Regions from separate parts of the Homo sapiens genome. Here region 2 is linked to region 1. Evidence: chromatin contacts called from ENCODE Hi-C or POLR2A ChIA-PET data. All regions are on one chromosome and are shown on one strand. Each heading gives the region's core, a stretch centred on a gene start or an enhancer-like site at or near the end of the contact. The rest is flanking DNA. Distances are from core to core; before and after follow the strand shown. Region 1 overlaps CEP250 (centrosomal protein 250). Region 2 has its middle 18 kb from the start of ERGIC3.

What was found. Hi-C counts contacts between places; a loop is a spot of excess contacts on that map. ChIA-PET counts read pairs that join two places held with the same protein, here RNA polymerase II (POLR2A).
Region 2: POLR2A ChIA-PET joins it to region 1 with 10 read pairs in AG04450. The contact joins two enhancer-like sites. A Hi-C loop is called at or near these places in 1 of 168 maps with a recorded cell type or tissue (astrocyte of the cerebellum). POLR2A ChIA-PET finds 5 or more read pairs at or near these places in 10 of 52 experiments (A549, A673, AG04450 and 7 more).

The regions. Positions count from the first base shown.
Region 1 is chr20:35,477,713-35,480,705 of GRCh38, forward strand. It overlaps CEP250 (centrosomal protein 250), which reads left to right. Exons shown (of 35, transcript NM_007186.6): 17 at 159-389; 18 at 1,519-1,712; 19 at 1,934-2,061; 20 at 2,264-2,433. All of the region lies in intron 2 of CEP250-AS1 (CEP250 antisense RNA 1), which reads right to left. Among named protein-coding and RNA genes, the nearest start is that of CEP250-AS1, 12 kb to the right of the region's middle. Within about 2 kb of position 1,504, at least 2 of the 41 ENCODE cell types and tissues checked have a DNase peak (open chromatin) inside an H3K27ac peak, as active enhancers do.
Region 2 is chr20:35,558,907-35,561,781 of GRCh38, forward strand. It overlaps the pseudogene FER1L4. Among named protein-coding and RNA genes, the nearest start is that of ERGIC3, 18 kb to the left of the region's middle. RefSeq lists enhancers at 139-643, 644-1,143. Within about 2 kb of position 1,270, at least 3 of the 41 ENCODE cell types and tissues checked have a DNase peak (open chromatin) inside an H3K27ac peak, as active enhancers do.

The sequences.
Region 1 (2,993 bases), core at 254-2,753:
AGATCAAATGAATGGATTTTCCCCCATCTTATAAACACTCCTTTGTTCATCTTTGGAGAATAGATTCATATCTCACTTGGATTTCAGTCTTAGCATTTGATTCCTAAACTAACCATTTGTCTTTGATGCTTGTACTCCCTTCCCTTTTTGGCCAGTAGTTAGAGGAGGAGAACCAGTCTGTGTGCAGCAGAATGGAGGCCGCAGAGCAGGCGAGAAATGCTTTGCAGGTCGACCTGGCGGAGGCAGAGAAGAGGAGGGAAGCCCTGTGGGAAAAGAACACTCACCTGGAGGCTCAGCTGCAGAAAGCTGAGGAGGCTGGGGCTGAGCTGCAGGCAGATCTCAGGGACATCCAAGAAGAGAAGGAAGAAATTCAAAAGAAACTAAGTGAGGTGAGAAGCCAAAATGGACACCATCATGTCTAGGTGTAATATATGCTCATTATAAAAAATTAAAACACTACAGAAATTATCTGGAAAGTGAAAAAGTCTTACTTCCTAGAAATGACCAGTGTTACTAGTTTGCAGTATATCTTCCAATTTTAAAAAAGAATGCCTATAACAATTCTTCACTGAGGCTGGGCGCAGTGGCTCATGCCTGTAATCCCAGCACTTTAGGAGGCCGAGGCGGGCGGATCACGAGGTCAGAGGTTCGAGACCAGCCTGACCAACATAGTGAAACCCTGTCTCTACTAAAAATACAAAAATTAGCCCGGCATGGTGGCACATGCCTGTAATCCCAACTACTCGGGAGGCTGAGGCAGGAGAATCTCTTGAATCTGGGAGGCGGAGGTTGCAGTGAGCCGAGATTGCGCCACTGCACTCCAACCTGGATGACAGAGCGACACTGCTCAAAAAAACAAAAAGAATTCTTCACTGATTCTCCACTACTTCATTCACACCACCCAGTTTGAATTAGAAGCTTCTCCTTATACTCTGATAGCACCTCATGCTTATTTTAACTACCACATTCCTCATGCTATAATTATCTGTTTATATGTCTCTACCATTAGACCAAAAGCTCCTTGAAGGCAAAGCTATATCTTATTTGTTTTTATTTCTCCAGCTTTTAGCATAGTGCCTACCACATAACAGGGGCCAAGTAAATTTTTTTCCTGAGCCAATGAATGACCTGGCTCAAAGGTCATCTTTCTCCTCTACAAAACCTCTCATTGTCCTAATAATTGTACGGACTCTCCCTTCACAGAGTCCCTTTCTCGGGACATTGATGACTTTCTTCCCAGTATTATGTGTGCATCTTCTCAAGGCCAAAACCTCCTTAGGGGCAGGTCTTCTGCTGTCCCTAGCACAGGGTCTTGCTCACAGGGGAGCATTCTTCCTGGGCTGGGGGCTCTGTGGGCGGATCAGGGAAATAGATAAATGCCACGTGCTATTGGGTAAGCAATCCGGGCTCACAGAGCTGGGTCCAGAATCTCTGAAGAGGCAATGACCCTAACCTGGTGGTAGCGGCCCCAGGGGAATCCAGCCTCTGCTCCATCTCTCACCACATTCTTCCCCTCAGTCACGTCACCAGCAGGAGGCAGCCACGACTCAGCTGGAGCAGCTACATCAGGAGGCAAAGCGACAGGAAGAAGTGCTTGCCAGGGCAGTCCAGGAGAAGGAGGCCCTAGTACGAGAGAAAGCGGCTCTAGAGGTGCGGCTGCAGGCCGTGGAGCGTGACCGGCAGGACCTCGCTGAACAACTACAGGGGCTCAGGTAGGGCCCAGACTCAGTTCAGCCAAGCACAGAGAGAGCTTTGCAAGGCAAAGGCGTGAAGCTAAGCTCCCTGCCATAAGTATGCAGGTCCTAAATTGATTATGAATTTATAATTGCCCCCCTAACTTCTCCAGGTAGCCAATACTTAGAACCCAGCTCCTCTTGAGGAAGGGTAAGGGGCTTGATGGGTAAGAAACTCTTCTGATTCCTGAACCTCACAGCTCAGCCAAGGAGCTACTGGAGAGCAGTCTGTTTGAAGCCCAACAACAAAATTCTGTGATAGAGGTCACCAAGGGGCAGCTGGAGGTCCAGATTCAAACTGTCACTCAAGCCAAGGAAGTAATCCAAGGTGAGAACCCAACTGGGATGGGATGCACTCCATTCCATGGAGATGTTGAAAGGCAGGAAGATGGTGGGAGACTATTAGAGGTCCTTCTCCAGCAGGGTGCAGGGCCTCTGAGATGGGAGTTGCTCATGAGGTCAGGGGAGAGGGAGAATTTTATTAGGTAAAAGGAGGGGGCGGAGGCCTGATCCTGTCCCTGGCATGTTAGGGGAAGTGAGGTGCCTGAAGCTGGAACTGGACACTGAACGGAGTCAGGCAGAGCAGGAGCGGGATGCTGCAGCCAGACAGCTGGCCCAGGCTGAGCAAGAAGGGAAGACTGCCTTGGAGCAGCAGAAGGCAGCCCATGAGAAAGAGGTGAACCAGCTCCGGGAGAAATGGGTAAGTGGTCAATGTGGCCGGGTATGGCCTCCCTTCCATGAGTGCTCTACCTGCTGCCTCTTGGTCCAGTTATTGCTGCTCGTATGAGTGAAATTTTGTAACCAAGCTGTAAAATCCAACTTCCTGCTATTAAATGAGTTAATATATGAAAAGCACTAAGAGTAGTTCCTAGCATGTGGTGGGCTCCCTATATGTGTTAGCCATTATTATTGTTGTTGTGTTGGTGTGTACAGAGAATTGAGAGTGGACCCTGGGATTTAGGATTATTAAACTGGCCTCAGGATGAAAACGGGGGAGAGGAATATCTTGGATGCATTCTTGTGCAGTTCAGAACTGTGTTTTGTCTTTTAATAATGTAATTTAGTCCATTTGGTTTTATTGTGGTTTTAGGTGTATTTGGATTTATTTGTGCCATCTTATGTTATTTGTCTTGCTTTTTTATATCTTTTTTTTTTTTTTTTTTCCTTGAGACAGTCTCACTCTGTCCCTCAGGCTGGAGTACAGTGGTGCATTCTTGGCTCACTGCAACCTCCGCCTCCTGGGTTCAAGCGATTCTCCTG
Region 2 (2,875 bases), core at 20-2,519, 81 kb after region 1:
CAGGGATGGTGTAGAAGACCAGGAGGAGGAAGACGGTGAGCAGCACCAGTAGCAGCAGCACCAGGGTGCGCCAGTACCGGCGCCAGATGAAGAAGACAAAGGTCTTCAGCGGGTTCACAAACCAGTTGAAGGAAGTTTTGGGGCGGCTGTTGAGGAGAAGAGTGGTGTCAGGATGAGGAGGAAGCCCCTTGACCACCCCCACCTCCCCATCGGCCCAGGCTGTGGCCCCAGCCCCGGTGCCTGACTCACCTGGGTTTCTCCAGAGGCTCTGGCTGCTTCCGCCCCTTCCCCACTGGCCGTTTCTCGGCCTCCTCCACAGTCAGCAGCTCAAACTCTGCCTCCACCTTGCCCTAAAAAAGACATTCCTGCATCACTGGGAGCAGGGGGCGGGCTCAGGCCCCAGCTCAGCCTGGCCTCTGCCCACGGGCACCCACCGTGAGGATGTACACATTGCCACCCATGTCTGTGAACTCCAGGTCTTCTGGCCGGCCCTTCCTCCTCCTCTGCTTTCGCTTCTTCTTGCCAGCCTGAGCCTCCTGCGCCTCCCGCTCCACGTCCTCTGCCTCCTTCAGCTTCACTACCGGCCACCAGCCCCTCAGGCGGCGGCAGCAGCGAAACAGATTGCACCTCGGCCCGGCCCCATTGCGGGCCAGCTGCACAGAGCAGAGCTCGGGGCCCCGGGCCCCACGCACCATGTCTGGTAGCTGCAACTCCAGGGATCCTGCAAGTCCAGAGCACACCAGATTAGGCATGGGATCAAAGTCTCATTGTGCCAGGGGTGAGGAGGCAACACACCAAGGTTGTAAATTGGGGCATTGAAAGTTGTTGCAGTGTGCGGTCAGGCCACAGCTATAGACCACCCAGACCACAGCCCAGCGGTCCACCCATTGCTACTTCCCAGTGGAAGAGGGCCAAGGGTCGGGATCAGAGTGCCAAGGACCAAAGGCTGTGGAGTCGGTGTCAGGGTGACAAGCTAGGGTCAAATCAGAGTTGAATCAGAGACTCTGGGTGGGAATGGAGGTTACTGTGGTCTAGGCCTAATTAACTCAGTAATTAGGCCAGAAAGCAAAGGTTTCACACCTCGGGTCCAAAATCCCAAGATTCAAGGTTGGGTCAGAGTAGGGAACTGGGGGACGGAAGTGAGGGCTGGAGGCAGGGGCGGAGGTGAGGGCCGGAGGCAGGGGCTGAGGGTGGGGAAGGCTAAGCATTGTAATACCAAGGAAGTCATTGGCAGAGATGCGGTCATAGTCCCAGACCTGCAGGACCAGCACTGCAGGCTGCCGGAACTCCGCCTCCTCCAGGGCAAAGGGTCCAGACCTGCGCCGGACGCTCACCTCCCGCTCCGTGGGCAGGTAGTCAAAGCGGAACACAAAGCGCCAATTGAAGTTCCCCTCCCCAGTCAGGGAGTTGAAGTGAACGTCTGTCTCCTGCTTGTCATGCTCCAACCCCTTCACCCAGCTGGGGCCGGGGTGGGTGAGCGTCAGGGCTGGAGCTACATGGAGAACCCACTCCTCACCCCGCTCTCAGCACCACGGAGGGCCTGGGGTCGGGGCTCTGGACTCAGCCCGAGGGCCCACACCCATTTGCAATCCCCCTAGTGCACCGCCGTTGCCCCACCCGGCCAGCAGCCTACCTCTTCACATAGATGTCACTCGACATCTCTCCGGTGAGTGGATTCTCGTCGTCCAGAACCACATCCTCCGTGTTCCAGATGACAACTCTGAGCTCATAGCTGGGGGGCACATTAGGGGGTGGCTTCAGACTCTCGAGTGGGGCCCTAAAAGGGGCTGCAGGAAGCAGGAGGGACCTGGGCCGGGGCCACTGACATTCACTGGACACCTGTGTGCCCAGCAGGGGAATCCAATGCCTGTGGTCCCATGAAGGGAAGCCCCAGGTGTCACTGACCACCCTGGCCACAGCAGATGGCCCCAGGAATGGTCTGTGGGGCCAGCGAGGTTCTCCTTCCCGTGAATTTAGAATCAGGGCGCTGCACTGTTGCATGGTGTGGCATCAGATGCAAAGCTGGAGCTACCACAAGCCAGAGTTTGGGGATGTAGAAAAGTGAGTGAACAGAAAGCCAGTCTGCAGGGAGAAGAGGGAGGATGAGAGATGGGGGACAGGAGCATACAGCGCCTGAGGGACAGGAGGGCTGCGACACTCTGGACCCTACCCGCATATAGCCCTGTCTTTGGGGGCCATGGGGTTGCCTGGATAGCTGTTTTCTCCAGCCCAGCATCAATTTCCCCTCATTTGTTGACAGCACCGTGATTTTCTGCTGGTGACCCACCCCCACCCCAACCACCCCTCCCCACCACCACTGTCAATCTATGGAATTCTGGTGGGGCAGGCCCCTCCCTCCCTGGCTGGACGGGGTCGGGGAGACATCACTGGACTGGCCAATTCGAGTATTACAGCCCCCTAACCACAATGATTGGTTCTTCAGGGCACAGCATTTGACCCAAGCTGGTCGGCTGAGTCAGCCCTGAGGCTTTTGCTGTAACTGGGAAAGAGGTGTTTGTTTCTGCTCAAGTGGCCTGGCTGAGATGTAAGCCTCGCACTGTTAGATGCCACTTTGCCCCCAGCCCTGCAGAGGGCTCCCTGAGAGCGACACCAAGGAAAGCAGAGCCCAGAGGCAGAAAGTGACAGGCTGCTGATATCCGAGCATCTGCATTCAGCCCTGTGTGAAGTGGCTGTGACCCACACACAACTCCACTCAGATGAGCTTAGGTGGGAAGGGGGCTTACCAAAAGGTACTTGGACTCAATTTACAAGAGACACTCAACTTGCAATGCTTTTGAATAACAGGGAATTTAATGACACCTAACTGAAAAGCCTGTGATGAGCAACCTCTGCCTGCTTCACTGGGGACCCGGGT